Linked DNA regions of Homo sapiens: region 1 is linked to region 2. Evidence: chromatin loops called from intact Hi-C (ENCODE). Cell type or tissue: endothelial cell of umbilical vein. All regions are shown on one strand. Links, peaks and the distances in the headings refer to the core of each region. The heading gives the core; the rest is flanking DNA.

The links. A loop is a pair of places that touch in the nucleus more often than their neighbours do. Peaks named below come from ENCODE experiments on the same cell type or tissue, not always from the same donor. Only the 100,000 strongest peaks of a DNase experiment are listed, where the experiment ranks them.
Region 1: it touches region 2 in a loop (3-fold over the local background); 5 of 110 quality-filtered maps call a loop at or near these places.

Annotation. Positions count from the first base shown.
Region 1 is chr4:152,254,575-152,262,916 of GRCh38, forward strand. No RefSeq gene overlaps it. Among named protein-coding and RNA genes, the nearest start is that of FBXW7-AS1, 79 kb to the right of the region's middle. In endothelial cell of umbilical vein, for the core only: no CTCF peak of the experiment used is centred there; DNase peaks (open chromatin) are centred at 1,027, 3,297 and 4,697; H3K27ac peaks cover 4,842 bases.
Region 2 is chr4:152,202,075-152,210,416 of GRCh38, forward strand. It overlaps LOC105377490 (a long non-coding RNA gene), which reads right to left. Exons shown (of 3, transcript NR_188450.1): 3 at 4,913-5,594. Among named protein-coding and RNA genes, the nearest start is that of LINC02273, 110 kb to the left of the region's middle. In endothelial cell of umbilical vein, for the core only: no CTCF peak of the experiment used is centred there; DNase peaks (open chromatin) are centred at 4,857 and 5,027; H3K27ac peaks cover 1,122 bases.

The DNA of each region.
Region 1 (8,342 bases), core at 268-8,267, 53 kb after region 2:
CGATCTGTCCATTTCCGATAGAGGGATATTGAAGTCTCCAATTATGGTAGTGGAGTCAGCAATACCTCCTTGTCACTCTCTGTTTTTGCTTCAGGTAGCTTGACACTCTGTTACATATACATTAAAGATTATTGTATCTTCCTGGAGAATTGGCCTCTTTATCATTGCCCTTCTTTATCCCTGATAACTTTTCTTACTTTGAAGTGTGCTCTGTCTGAAATGAGCATAGCTATTTATGCTCTTTTGATTAGTGGTAACATGATATATTTTTCTCCATCCATTTATTTTTAACTGATTTGTCTTTATATTTAAAGTGGGTTTTTTGTAGACAATATATTGTTGGGTCTTGTTTTTTGATTGACTCTGACCATCTCTGTCCTTTAATTGGTTTATTTAGATGGTTGACATTCAAAGTGATTATTGATATAGTTGGGTTAATATGTTCCATATTTGTTACTGTTTTCTATTTGTTGCCCTTAGTTTTTTTTTTCCTATTTTTGCCTTCCAATCTTTTCTGCCTTTTTTTCATTTAAGTTGAACATTTTATATGATTCCATTTTCTCTCCTTTTTTAGTGGTTCTTTTTACTTTTTCCTTTTTACCTTTTTATTTTTTACTTTTTTTAATGGTTGCCTAGAATTTGCAATATACATTTACAACTAATCCAAATCCATTTTCAAATAGCACTATATCACTTCACAGGTGGTGTGAGTACCTTCTAATAAAAATAATTCTACAATTGATCTTAGCCAAAAGGCCGAGAAGCAATAATAATAAAAATAATTCTAATTTCTCCCTCCTGTACCCTGTATCATCTTTTACTTTTTAAAATGTGGCTACTGGAAATTTTAAATTACATATGTGGCTTGCATTTGCCACTAGCTGTATATTTGGACAGGATACACAACATGATATGTATTGGACAGTGTTGGTCTAGATGAGCTCGAATTGAGCGTTGACATTCCGTGCAGCTTGCAGACAGATTGAGTATTGACAGGAAGTGCCACTTGACTCAGTCTTAGAGAAAGGCTTTGGTCTGTGGCCAGAACCCAGGCAACTCCCAGCAGGAAGTCTCACCCACCCAGAGCAGGGGGAAGCTTCAGAGAGAAGAGGTGAACTCTGGAGAGCTAGGCCCTAGCACAACCTCAAACACTTTCTATAACAAATCTGGACAGTGTTTAGTCATTTAAAAAATCTTGAAGGTAGTTGTTTACCATCCCTGGAGCTTCTGTTAGATCGTCTTTGATCTCCTCTGGCCAGCATACACAAACTGATGGTTTTCTGGGCAATTTGACATTCCTGGAATGATACTTTTGAAGTGAGTTTTCTTTTTGCTGCAAAGACTTTATTTGGGGAACCATATTTGAGTGAGTGAAAATAGCAGTAAAAATGGTCAAATAGTAAAATAAATAGTAGTAAAAATAAATTTTATATTCCTCTCTTCCTCTTTTCCTCTATGAGTAAAAATAAATTTTTAAAAATCTCAGCTGTCTCTGCTAATTGTACTAAATAGGCCTAAAACAAATAGAAAAGCTTCCTAGAAAGTTGTCATAAACTTCAAGTCCCCGTGATTTTACCTTTTACTTTTGCTTTTTATTTATTGATACCTGTCAGGGCCCCTCCTACTTCATCCTGGCATTTCTCTTCTTTCCAGTCCCTGCTTATGACCTCTCTTCTTCTGCGACATCACTGGCTGCTGCTTCTCAGTCTTCTTTGCTGGTTCCTCCTTACTTCCCCATCATCCTGCCATTGGAGTGCCATAAGGCTCAGGACGTGGCTTCTCTTCTGTGTCACCACTCCCTAGGTGGCTTCCAGCAGTCTCAAGGCCTTCTCACACACCAGCATGTAAGTGACACCAGACTCTCATCCCCAGCTTGGACCTCTTCCACTAACCTCCATACTTATATCTCCAACTGCCTATTCCATACTATCACGTACATGGCTAATGAGCACCTCAAACTGAATAGTCCAAGCTCAACTCCTGGTCTTCCCCACTGATCTGCCCCTCCCAGAGTCCTGCCCCTGTCAGTGAATGGACACTGCATCCTCCCTGTTATCCAGGACAAAATCCTTGGAGTCGTCTTTGTCTTTTTTTCTCTCATATACCCTATATCCTCTCCATTAGCAAAGACTGTTGGCTGTTCCTCCAAATATATTGAGAATCTTACCACTTTCCACTGGCTTCACTGCCAGCACCCCGATGTGAGATGCCATCCCCTGTCCTCCGGAGGAAGCCGCCTCCCTGCGGGTCTCCTGCTTCCACCGCTTCCCGCTCAGAAGCTGCGCTCAACACAGCAGACACAGTGAGCCTTTTAAACTATAAATGAGATCAAGTCAGTCACCCCTCTGCTCATGCAGAGTAACACATTACAATGACCTAAAATGCCCTACACGATCTGACCACTGGCCTTGCTCTTTCTTCCTTCACAAAACATAGATCAAAATTTGACGCAGTAAATATTTCCTTTATTGTCTGTTTCTTCCCACTAGAATATAAGGTTCTTAAAGACAGGGGCTTTGCCTGTTTTTCTCAGGCTGAATTCTCAGCAGCTACAACAGCGCAAGTAGTTTTGAATAAGTTAATAAATGGGTAGTAGGTGTTCCATTCAGTGAGTAAAAGATGACTGAATGATGAAATGAATTAGTGCATGCCTACGTGGGGCTTTATTTACCTCCTTGAGAACCCAGAATGACACCTCTGTGCTTGTGCTAGTGTGGAGGGGGAGGGGGCATTTGTGGAAGTGTAGTGTGATTTTAATGCCCCCTCTTCTTTTCTCTCATCTATGCATTTATTCATGCAGCTGCTATTCACAGGTGTGGGCTTACACTGTGCTATGTACAGGGCCCATACTCATGGTTTTCCATGAGCTCCTCGGAAGACATGCAGACATATGACCTTAGAAGGGAGGCAGGTGCTGATGTCGAGGTGTTCCTGAGGAGCATGAAGTCTACATGAGGAAAGCATGAGAGGCCAGGAAACACTTCTCCCAGGGGTGGCAACTGAGCTGAGCCTTGAAAGATAAAGCGAAATTCTTCATGTGAGCAAAGATAAAACAGTATTCCAGAAAACAGCATTCTGGGAAACAGGAACAGAGACTAGAGACAGCATGCCACTTTTGAGGAACTGCGAGTCAGCAGGCATGCCAAAAATCCACACCAAGCATCAGCGTTCAGAGACACCAAGTGGGGGAGGTGGGCAAGGGAATGTCATGAAGGGCTTGTTCACCATGCTAATACATTGCTCACATTCTCTGAACAATATGAAGGATTAAGCAGATTAACACGATGAGGCAAGAAAACAGTAATACAATACAGATCAGTGAGTGCAAAATTTGAGCTATGCACGGGATTCTATGGAAAGATGGAGGGCAGGCAGTGCCTAAGTCAACATTCTAGCGGGCTGGGGCAGGAAGGAAGAAGGAAGTGACAAAGCATTGCCTAGGAGGGGACACAAAGGAGAAGCCAAGCTAGGTAGGCAGGAAAGACAAGGGCTTTCCTGGGAGAGGAACAGGAGGTTTCACAGGCAGAGCATGGGAGAATGCTGGGCACAGCTGAATGCCCACCAACCCCATTTTCTCACCACCCACATTAATATCCTTTCCTAAAACCTAAAAGGGCTGCCTAAATCCTTTTATTGTCCACAAATTCCATAATCCTACTTCTCCTTGATCTTCATTATAGAACCAAAGAATCACAATGCTAAGGAGCTGGAGGGCATCTTTGAGTGCATCTCGTCCGTGGCGTTCCACCTTCCCACTTAAGTGTCCTGAGCAGTCGGGGAAAGAACATTAACCCATTTTTTTGAAATTGCTTATTATATTCTTTAAGTGCAAAATTTGCATTCTGAGTCAAAATGTCAGTATTTGTTTTAATATAAAAATAAGTGTTTCCTAAAAATCTTCTAGTAAGATTGATCCTCCCCAGGAAGTTGAATCCATCTTTACCCACAGCCACCCAACCTCTAACCACATCCCCAGGTCTGTAGGCACCCTTGGGAAATCTCTGATTTTCAGATGAGGACACACAGGCCAGCAGAGAGGGTAGGCCATCTGCCCGAGGTCACACAGCTGGTTAGATGCAGAGTGAAGCCCAGAACCAGCCCGGGAAATCTCCTCAGACCCTCCCCCAACAGGGTGCCCCCCGCCCGCCCCCCGCCTGCCCTTCCTTCCTGTTCCTGCATTTCACTGACTGCTCTTCCTTTGCCCCATCTGGGGCTCCTGGGCCCCCTTGAGGGTTCCAAGGACTCTGAGGCAGAGGGGATAGAGTGGAGGGGACGCCCCATCAGGAGAGAAGGTCACAGAAGGCAGAGGCGCTGAGCAGCCCTGGCCCCACCCTCTCCTGCTGCAGCTTCTCATTCCTGCCTGGGAGGATGAGGCTCCAGCAGCATGAGATCAAAAGGTTTATGAGGCCTTTTCGGCTGTTCTTAATTAATTATACCTTTGCTTCCTGGAGGCACTTAGAACACATTTCTGAGAGTTTGGCTTAAAGCACAGAGGAGGAAACCCACAGTTCCAGTGCCTGTCCCAGAAGGCCTCCCACCATTCGTTTTCATCTGTGTTGAAGGTTTTGTGAGCACCTCCAGCAGGGCTCCTTGAGTGGACATGCCCGGACTTCACTCCCACAAAGGCGGAGAGTTGCTGTTTGGAAAAAGTCAGTCACTCTACAGTCCTCTGAGTCAGCCAAGTGCAGGAGAAAAAGCTAGGAAGCTTGTATTGTTTCTCTCCAAAACACAGCAAAGCTGACCTGGATCCACCCTTCATCTAAAACCTGTCAGTTATTCCCATTGTTCCCCGGATAAGGAAATCCCCCTGCCATGGACCATTAGGAGCTGAGTCAGCCCCAATCTTATCATTCCAGACTCCACCTGCACCCCTCTCCTTCCTCTGTCTACTCTAGCCACAGTGATGCCCTTTTCTCTCTTCCCCATGCCCCTCCCCCTGCCACAGGGCCTTTGCACCTGCCATATCCTCATCCTGGAAAGCTCTTTCCCCCACTTTTTGCCTAGTCTTACTCTTCTTCATCCCTCAGCTCTCAGCTCAAAATTTTCTTCCTCAGAGAAGCCTACCTGGACCTGGACCTCCCCAACAGTCAAACCTTTCCTTCTAGGTTCTCAGAGCACCAGACGTCTTTCTTCACACTTATCATAGTCACAAATTTACATTTGTGTGTTTGAGTACTTGATTACTATTTATCCCTCCCACAGGCTGTATGATCCCCAAGGGCAGAGTCCACATAAGGATTTGCTCAATCTCATATCCTCATCACCTAACATACCTAGCACATAATCAATGCTTTAAAATGTTTAAATAAAAAAAATTAAATAAAAAAACAAATGAATGAATAGTACATTTAGTAAGTTCAAAGTATGAGTTACTGCATGAATGAACATGCCTGGAATTTTTTATAAAGGTCTTCAGGACTCAGGATTTGATCCTTGAGCCTGCACATCTGTTGGCAGGCACTGACTGTAGGTGAGTAATACTTAGCCACGTTACCTCTCATTACTCATAATTGAGTTATCCATGTCTCTTATATGCCTGTTGTGGGTTAGTTCTCTGTTATACACCCTCTTGGCTGCCCTCTTTCCCTCATTATCCTCCTCTGTTCCAGTCATCAGAAAATCCTGCCAACTCCACTCCAAGATATATCAAATTCCATCAGATATACAAAAACTCAAAGAGTTTATCACCAACAAACTATGATAAAGAGAATTTTTAAAAATATTCTTTTGGAAGAAGGAAAATTATCTCAGAGGGAAAAACTAAGATGCAAGATGAAAAATAAGCCAAAGCATCAAAAAGAATAAAATACTTAGAAATAAATTTAACCAAGAAGGCTAAAGACATGTACACTGAAAATGATAAAACACTGATGAAAGAAATTGAAGACATGGTAAATGGAATAATATCCATGTTCATGGATTGAAAAAATTAATATTGTTAAATTAAATTGCCCATATTACCCAAATTGATCTATAGATTCAATTCAGTTCCTATTAAAATTCCAGTGACATTTTTCACAGAAATAGAAAAAACAATCCTAAAATTTGTACGGAATCACAGAAAACCCTACATAGTTAAAATCTTGAGCAAGAAGAACAAAGCTGGAAGCATCACACTTCCTGATTCCAAATTATGTTACAAAGTTATAGTAATCAAAACAGTATGGTACTGGCATAAAAACAGATACATAGACCAATGGAATAGAACAGAAAGCCCAGAAATAAACCCATCCATATACAGTCAACTAATCTTCAACAAAGGCACCAATAATGCACAATGGGTAAAGGATGGTCTCTTCAATAAGTGGTATTGGGAAAACCAACTTTCTACATAGCAAAAAAAACAAAAACAAAAACAAAAAAAAACCCATAGTTTGATCCTTATCTTACATCATACATACAAATAAAGTCCAAATTGACTAAGACTTAAACGTAAGATCTGAAACTGTAAAACTCCCAGGATGAAATATAGGGAAAAATGTTTATGGCATTTGTCTTGGCAATGATATTTTTGGATATGACCAAAAAAAGCATAGGCAACAAAAGCAAAAATAAATGAAGTTAACTACATCAAACTAAAAAGTTTTTGCACGACAAAGAAAACAATTGACAAATTGAAAACACAATCTATGGAATAGAAGAAAATATTTGTAAACCATGTATTAAAGAAGTTAATATACAAAATATATAAGGAAGCTATACAACTCAATAGTGAAAAGAAAAAAACCCCAAACACACAGACACACACACACACACACACAAATAACTGGGATAACAGTGAACAAAGGATCTGAATTGACACTTTTCTAAAGAAGACATACAAATGGCCAACAGGTATATATAAAAAGAAGCTTAACATCACTAATCATCAGGGAAATGCAAATAAATACCACCATAAGATATCAGCTCACACCTGTTAGGATGTCTTTTAAAACATCAAAAGATAACAGCTGTTGTGACAATATGGAGAAACCCTTCCACGCCATTGGTAATAATGTATATTGGTACAGCCATTACAGAAAACAGTATGTAGCTTCCTCAAAAAATTAAATATATAACTACCATATAGTTCAGCAGCTTTGCTTGGGATAGCTACACTCCCATGTCTATGGCAATATTACTCAAAATAGCCAAAATATGGGAAAAAAACCTATGTGTCTGTCACCAGCTAAATGGATAAAGAAGATGTGATTGATACACACACACAGAGGAGGAATGTTATTCAGCCTTAAAAAAGAAAAGAATCTTGCTATTTGTGACAACACGGATGAACCTGGAGGACATAATGCTAAGCCAGACACAGAAAGATAAATGTCGTATAATCTCACATATATTTGGTATCTAAAAAAGTCAACATCACAGAAACAAAGAGTAGAAGGATGGTTACCAGGGGCCGCAGGGTGGGGGAAATGGGGAGATGTGACCAAAAGGATAAACCTGCAGTTGCAAGAAAGCTCGAAAAAGTCCTGGAGCCCTAATGTACTGTATGGTGACCATAGTTAAAAAGGATGTATTATATACTTGAAATTTGCTAAGACTCATCTTAAGTATTCCCCACACACACATACACAAAGGCAACTATGTGAGGTGAGGAAAATGTTAATTAGCTTGATTGTGGTAATCATTTCACAATTTATACATATATCAAAACATCACATTGCATACCTTAAATATATACAATTTGTATTTGTCAATTATACCTTAATAAAGCTGAGGAGTAAAAAATAAGAAGAAATGTAAGCTAAGAATAGGCAAATATGCAGCTAAATCTAAATGAATACTTGTAGGAAGTTACAATAACAATGCATAATTTTAGAGATTTTTTTTAAAGCAGTCAAAAATAACATATAAGATGGGAGGGGTAGTCAGACTTAAATGTGCTAAAAGTTTATGAAAAGAGTAGAGATACTAAGTAACTTTAGGCTTTGTTAAGTACAATTAAACTTTAAAGGGTAACCAATAAAAAAAAGAAAATCGAGTTTATCTTTTCCAAAAAGTAATGGGGAAAATTACTTTTCCCTATAATTATATAAAAAAATTTCAATCTCAAAAAGACAAGAAACAAAGAAAAAAGTATTAAAAAGTCAAGTAAATAGCACAAGATGGTATAAATAAGTTAAAATACATGAACAATCACAATAAATGTAAATGGACTAAAGTTAACAGTTACAGATTGTCAAATTCTAACATCCAGCTATATGCTATTTATAAGAGACATCTAAAATATAAGAAGTGGAAAGATTGAAAGTCACCTATTTAAAAAGCATATTATGGAAATATTAACCCCCCAAATAATATATATTTATATTAATATAGATAAAATCAACTTTAAGCTTTTTAAA
Region 2 (8,342 bases), core at 157-8,156:
CCTTCCCTTGTTTGCATATGATGTGGTTGTTGGTTGCTTTCCCCTGGAACTCTCTCTACAGCCCTATCGAAGAGTAGTTCTGGGAAATAGCAGCTAACAGCATTCTCTAACCCCACATTTCTCTCTCACCAGCAGTTGGTGTACATTTTGTAGTCCTAGTGTTTTTCTGAAAATAAAGACAGACAAAAAATTGGGGTGAGGAATTCTGCCTTCTCTCTTTAATCCATCAACATTACACTAATGGCCCCAAACAGCAGACATAGACCTTTTTCTGTTTTCTTTGTCCAAATCTCATTGTAGCTGTGCTATGCTCTCAAGGTGGACTAAAATCTAATTAGTTGGAGTTTTTGTTTTGTTTTGTTTTTTGGCTGCCACAGAACACTATTGTCCTAGATTCAGATTCCTGTCAACTAAGTCTTGTTCACATAATAAACCATGTCTATTCCATCCTGTACTTACACGGGAACACTGTGGGGCACGAAGTTAAAATTTCCCAGTTAAATTGCTTCTTGTTTGGATTCAGTGTATGCCCCTGATGATATCATTTTGGGTCCTGATGATCTCATTTCCCTTGTTCACCACTCCTCCCGCCAATTCAGCTTTTGAGCCTTTGGTATAAAGGAAAGAGCAATGACTTTGGGTTCTAGGGCTCAAATCCCCAGTCTCTGCCTTCATCTCAGTGTACCTTCAGGAAAGTTATTTAACCTTTCTATAACATAATATCTATCCCACAGTTTTATAAAAATTCAATTAAATGATATTATATACGTATATATCACATCTTGTCTGACACGTAGTGGGCATGTAATAAGTAGTAATCATGAACAGCAACAACAGCAAAATATGTGACTGGACCAGGGGGAAAAAAAGCTTTTTTCACCACTAGAAACACCCCTGTGGGCTGAGAGTTTCCATGATCACAACCATTAAGTACAGCCACTCAAGCAGTTCCCAAGTTTTTTAATTACTTGGGAACCATCCTATTTTTATTTTTCTTACCTTCAACAACATCCTGAGAGAACTATCAAATGCTTTGTTGAAATCCAAACACAAGGCTGGGCGCGATGGCTCATGCCTGTAACCCCTGGGAGGCTGAGTCAGGAGGATCACTTGAGCCCAAGAGTTCAAGACCGGCCTGGGCAACATAAGGAGACCCTGTCTCTACAAGTAGAAAAAAATTAGCCAAGCATGGTGGCGTATACCTGTAATATCAGCTTCTTGGGAGGCTGAGTTTGGAGGATTGCTTGGGCCCAGAAGTTTAAGGCACGGTGAGCTGTAATCATGCCACTGAACCCCAGCCTGGGCAACAGAGCAAGACCCTGTCAAGAAAGAAAGAAAAGAAATAAATAAAAAAGAAGAAAAGAAAGAAAAACAAAGGAGAAGGAAGGAAGGAAGGAAGGGAAGGAAGGAATCCAAACACACAATTCAGTTGACCTCTCAGGACTCTGGTCCCAAGAGCACCAACGAAAAAGAAAGAGGAAGAAGAGAAGAATTGAGATCAGCCTGGTGCGACCTGTTCCTTGTCAGCCTGTGCCATGTGCTCATGGTCCCCACATTCTCCACAAAGTGCTCAACAATTAACCCTTCCAAGATCAATTCCTGTGCAAGCTGGACAACATGCTTAACTATCTGTAGTCTGTAAAATGAACTGGTTTTCCATCTCGAAAAATGGTGAGATGTGCTCATGGGCATTTTTTTTCCCAGCACATCTTCATTTCCCTAAGATTCTTTAAATTTCAAGAAGCAATGACTGAGAATCTGATTTGCGAATTGCCTCAGTACCTTGCAACATCATTAATTTATTCCAGAGATCTGAACTCATTAAGAGCAGCCACATGCTTCTTAAAAGCTCACTGGCGGGCTGGGCACGGTGGCTCATGCCTGTAATCCCAGCACTTTGGGAGGGTGAGGTGGGCGGATCACAAGGTCAGGAGTTTGAGACCAGCATGGCCAACATGGCGAAACCCTATCTTCTACTAAAAATACAAAAACTAGCCAGGCATGGTGGCATGTGCATGTAATCGCAGCCACTTGGCGGGCTGAGGCAGGAGAATTGCTTGAATCCAGGAGGCAGAGGTTGCAGTGAGCCAAGATCGCACCACTGCACTCCAGCCTGGGTGAGACTCTGTCTCAAAAAGAACAAAGCTCACTGGCTTCCATGTCACTGGCCAGAGCTCATTCTTTCTTTGCATTCTGTTCTACCATTCTCCCTGTTGGAGAAAACAGACAAAAGGAAGTCTTGCAGAGTTCTGCCCTCTCCAGACTGCCCAGCTACAGTTTCACCATCAATTCCAAGCTCTAGATCTGCCGCTGTCTTCCCTGAGCTTCTTGTCTGGAACCTCATTAAGTCCTTTTTGTTGTCTTTAGAAGTTTTTTGCATGCCTCAGCTCATTTTAGACTTTCACCTTCCCGATATACCTCTTGTAATCATTCTTGGTTGTGTGTTTTTTCTCTGCAAAAGTCTTTGTGAAACCTGAGCTCATTAAGTCCATCACAGCTACTTTGGCTTCTTTAAATACTTCCAAATTTCCTCCCTTCTCGGAGACTGTCGTGGTTGCAGAGACTGAGTTCATTTCTGAGAGCTTTTCACTATCAAGAAAGTTTCTCTCTTGTAGGGTCACATACCACAGAAGTGCACAGTGGGCCTGTTTTGTCTCTGGCCCTATTGATATTTGCCTCCCTAATGGCTTAAGTAGGTGTCCAACCGTATCCAGATTTTCTCTTCTTGCCTATAGAAAACCCCAGGATGACACCTTTTTCTTTTGGACAGAATACGGTGTATAAAGTAGTGAGTTGCATGCTGCCTCCTGCCCTTTTGGGAGACCAGCGTACAACCCAATGAGCTTATCAGAGAACTGCTGACTGCAGCTGGGCAAGCTATAAATTAAAAGTCTGGGATCTTTCTTTTTTCTTTTCTAAAAGAACCCTTTGTGAGTAATAATAATCCTTGTTAGATCTTACTGAGTGCTGATGTTTTTGCCAGGCAATTTTCTAAGAACTTGAAAGGTATCATTTCACTTAATCCCTCCAACAATGCTTTTGGGTAGGACCTATTATTGCTTCCATTTTATAGATGAGGACACTGAAGCACAGAGAGGTGAAGAAAATTTTCCACAGTCATGGAAGAAGTAATGGTGGGGCCATGATTGGACTTGACCCACTAGTCTATGTCCTTGCCAACCACATCATATGGCGGTATCTCCAATCTTGTTATTATCCCATGGGTATTTTTACACCTATGCTGGATCCTGTATTTATCTCCATTAAGTATTATCCATTGGTCTTTTTATACCTTTGCTGGATCATATATTTATCTCCATTAAATATTTCCCTGCCAGTTTCACCTAGGACCTAGGGCCTATAAATGTCTTCTTGAATTTTGATTGTCTGTAAATTCATTGAATACTTCCACTTTTATGCCAGAAATCCTGGCTTTCTAAATCTCCCTCTATTATCCTTCTTATGACTACACTGCCCTTCAATAATTTGTTTATATGTCTGTGAGTTCCCTGATATAAGGGGCTATTACTTATTCATTTTTGGTGTCTGTTGAATAAATGAATGAACGAATGAATGAATCCCATGTATTCATTCACATTCTCGACTTTTAAGAAGTGTTGAGTAGGCTGACTCTCAGGGGAAACAATAGCATCTGGGTTTTTCAAGAATGATGCTATCTTTTTCCTGGTGGGGTTGACCTTTCCAAGTAGGCTGCCTGGTGGAGTGTCATAAAACTCCCTCTTCTCACAAATTATCCCACATGCCTGCAATTCCACAATGAAAGATTTATTCCTTTGACCTATGTCTTACCAGCCATTTCTACCTTAGTCCCCACTTCCCCAAAGAAAAAAGATTTCCTAGATCCTAGAGGAGGAAGCTTAAAGACCATGAAAACAGAGCAGAGGAACCCAGGGGACCTCGGAGAGGAGCCCAGGGCCCGCACGGTGTACTGATGGTGACTGCGAGCCGTAAAATAAAGCCCTTGAATAAAAAAAGAAAACAAATAGAAGTGTTCTGTTAGATGACTCTCAAAGCACTTTCCAAGGAGATGTAGGCTCATCATTTTAAAGCAGGGAAGAAACTTAAACCAAACCATCTTCTTTGAAAACGAAAGTCTTTATCAAGGCTATTTTCTTAAAGAAAATAGCCTCAAAGGCCTTGGTGAAACACCTGAGGAATTAGAGCAGACGAGGTCAGTTTAATATGTGTCATGTGTGTGTCTATAAAGATGTGAACCAAATTGAACTGTACTTATCAGCAAAGTACTGAATCGGCAGAAGAGCCCAGCTGCACCCCAAAGTGGCCACTTCTGAGAGCCTGTCGACAGCTTTATCTTGGCCCAGTGCCTACCCCTCTTCTTAGCACATTTTTGACTTCCCAGCTATCCACACCCCGTGTTGGTTTAGAAATAAAAGGTTGCTGTTATCTTAAGTGAGCGATTTAGCCCTTATTTAAGCATTTCTTTAAAAAAAAAAAAAAGTTCCATCAGCATGCTGAGGAGCAGCATCCCGGTCTTCCTTTTGCTGCTGACTCTCCAGGGGTCTCGGGTCAGCAATTTCAGCTCCCTCTGCCTCAGTTTCTGCATCCGGGCTTAGGGATTAGGGGCAGGGGAGGAGGAAGTGATGGCTACATTAGCAAAGTGCTTTCTACCATTTCATTACTCCATTAGGGTCTTCCTTCCTTTCCTCCTCAATGGGGTATTTTGAGAACTAATGAGATAATGGCCTGCAAGTGGTTGGAAACCCCTCAGAGGGTGTTAATACCCAGGACGCCGGTCTCACTTCCTCCTAAACTAATTCCAGTTATCAACAATGCGCACACACATTCAGATCCGAGGAGTGACCTCACTTGGAGACTCGGCGGCCAAAGCCACACACATTGCCTCACAGCCATTGATCACAAGAGACATCCACATTATCTACCAGTTTTATTCTAATCTTCAAAGCAAATATACAGCAATTCTGCATGATCCCAAGAATTGCATATTTTAAAGTGACAAATAATAAATAAATAAATAATAGAAAATCACTCAATTCTGATCTGGAAACAAGAGGCTGCAAAATGTACTTGCAGTAAGCGTGCTTTTAGAAATCCAAATTCACATTGAAAAAAATCTATTTGTGTGTAGATTAAGATATTCATAAGGAATGCTCCACTTCCTGTGATGTCTGCCTCTGATAAGGATACCAGAGTAAAGGGAGTTTACTTGGAACTGCATAACATGAAAGGAAAAAGACCTGGTTCTTTAACAGTCTTGTAGAGATCAACTTAATTAACTGATCAATTTGGAGTGGAACAGGTTAGAAAATCCATTCAAGTATCGCTGATGAAATTGGCAGGTGAGTTTGGTGCAGATAGGTGGGGAGAGGGGAGAAAGAGAAAGACAGAGAGAAATGAATCTCATGCAAGTAATTCCTTCCAGGTCTCTGGTTGGTAGATTTGGAGGACAGCCCCCTCTCCAGTTTCACAGCTTTGCAAAATTTAACTGTTTCTCTGTGTTCCGCTGAAAAACTTCATTTCAGAATCCTGCAAATGATTTTGTCTTCTGTTCATTTGTGTTAGGAATTTAGAGACTGACATCTGAGCAGTGCAGGCTGTGGGAATTAGGGAAATAATGTTAGAGCTATTTAGATTTCTGCTTTTCATTCAACAAATATAAGGGGAAGACTTTAAATATTAGATGGAGGAAATAAAATATGGATAAAGAGGTATTCAGACTAGGTCTTTATGGAACAGTAATTGCAAACCCTTTCCAAGTCTTTCTCCCAATTGCTCCTTGAATATTGAGGCTGCCTCTTTTAGTTTCTGTGGCTAAGTTCACCTCTGTAGCATTATGTCAGGCAAAGAACTATGAACACAAACAGCTCCCATTAGGGCTCTCAGCCCCAGGGGTCCTGACAGCTGGGAAGTGTTGCAAGTAAACTATTACAAATAATGGATAATTGAAATTTATCAATGATTTATTACACAGACTATAAGCAATATTTCAGGGTTATTACCATGAGGATACCTCTCATTCACCCACATTCCAATTTAATTTTACTTTCTTTTTCCTGTCTTTTGGACCACAGATCCACAGAGTTGAATTAATTCTACTCTTTAGTGCATGGTACACTCATGGATTCATCAAATGCCCTTCAAAAGTGCCGTTGTTGTTTTCCCTCCAACTCGCTCATCCCACTCTCATTCCCCCTCCTCCAGATACCCTTACTCCTATCTTTATGTAGATATACGGACATCCTTGAATAATATATAATATTACTTTGTGTGTGCATGTTTAATATCTAATTTACAAAAGGCAATGGGCTATAAATCTCATTCTCTCTGTTACTTTTTTCATCCAGCTCTGTTTTTTGGAATATCTCCTTGCTGTTATATTGAAATCTAATCATTATTGCTGACTGCCTTGCATCCAGCACAGTTGCTTCCTCCATTGCCCTAGGGATGAACACCTTGGTTGACTCTACCACACACACACACACACACATATACACACACACGCATAGATCGTGCTGCAAGGACCACCCACGGAGATGTCCCCTCACAGATCTGTGCACGTCTGTCTCTGGGGGCTGCACTAGGAGTGGGATTGCCGAAGCATAGGATATTACACTCCCACCAGCAGTGTCAGAGGGCTCTCTTTTCCCCACATCCCTTTCAGCACTTGATATTAATAAGGTTTCCAATTTCTGTCAATCTAATTATTTTAAAGTGGATCGTGTTATAATTTAACTTTGCATTTCTCTGATTACCAGTGAAGTGGGTATCTCTTCACATGCTTAATAGCAATTTGGGTTTCTCCTTCTACAAACTGCCCATATCCTTTGCCTGTGTAGCTCTTATGTGAGTTTCCAATCCTTTTTTTGCCAATCTGCAGGAGTTCCTTGGGTCATCAATTCCTTATCGATTTTAGACACTGTGAACATCTTTCTCCATGCCATTGGAGGCAGGTTAACTGTTTTGAACCGAAATCTTTAATTTTTTAGATAGTCAGACCCATCAATTTTCCCCTTATGGTTTATGTTGTTTGGGTATTGATTAAGAAATGTGCAGAAAACTACAAAGCCACAAAGATAGATGCCTATAGACTCTTCTGTAAGAATTGTGTCTTTTCCCTTCATACTTGGGTCCTTAGTCCATTTGAAATTTATTTTTGTCTATATGGAGAGGTAGGCATCCAGCTTTGGTTTTTTCCATAGTGAGTCATTTATCCCAACACTATTCACTAAGTGATCCAGCTTCCTCCCACGGATTTGGGAAATGGCTCTATTATATACCAGTTTCCCATGGATACATGATTGGGTGTCCAGGTGCATATTCCATTTTTTGGTTAGTTTGTCTATTCCTGCACCACTACCCCACAGTTTTATTGTGGTAGTTTTGAAATATGTCTTAACTAATGTGTTTTCTTAAGTGAGAGAGAAGGGTAGGGTTATATTAGTGGACTAGGAATGGTACAGAATCCCACAGCCTCTCTCATCCTTGTCATAGCCCGTAATTCCCATATAAGGTCGCTCATGGGAAGGGATCCTACATGAAAATTTCATCTGCAGTCTATGTCAAAATGGGGCGGGGGAAGCTGAAACATCTAAGAGGTCACCTGTTTGCCGTGCACAATATCCTGGAATTAAATTCCGTAGCTTTCAAAATAAGAAAGAGTGTCAATATTTTTTTATTCTTTCTTGAAAGTTAATACCTTAAGAACCTAGAACACAATTCTTCTGTGGAAATCACAGAGCTTCAGGAGTTATTTCATTGGATTGCCAAGAGTTCCTAAGCGGGTAATTTGTATGCAGCAATTGAGGGGCAAAGTGGTTAATAATAAGCCTAACCCCAACATCTACTAACTAGTTTTACTAATCTGTAGTGGAACTGAAACTAGAACCCAGATCTCCTGGGAGTTCCTCTTCAACTTTACAAATACATGTCTAATGCTCCCTGTGTGCTAGGCATCATTACACGGAGTAGAAAAATGAGTTAATAAACAAGGTCTCTGTCTACATATTATTCAGTCAGTGACTTGCCTGGGCCCTGGCTTTGTACTCTGAATCATGGAAGAATGGACCTATTATGAAGTTATGAAGATATTTAGTCGATCCTATCAGCCAGAGGTCAATTCAAATACATTTTACATAGACCGGCTGACAATCAGCTAAAAATTCCAAAGAGACTCTGCTGTGGTGGATTAACTGGCCAAATACAGACCTAGTCTATCACTCAGATGAGACAAAATGGTATGCCAAAAATGTCCTTCCAGAACAGGAATTAGATTAAAGCTACATTAGGGTTTCTGGATAGTCAACAGTTGAGCTGTTTCCAGCTAAGGGAAAAGACAGAATATT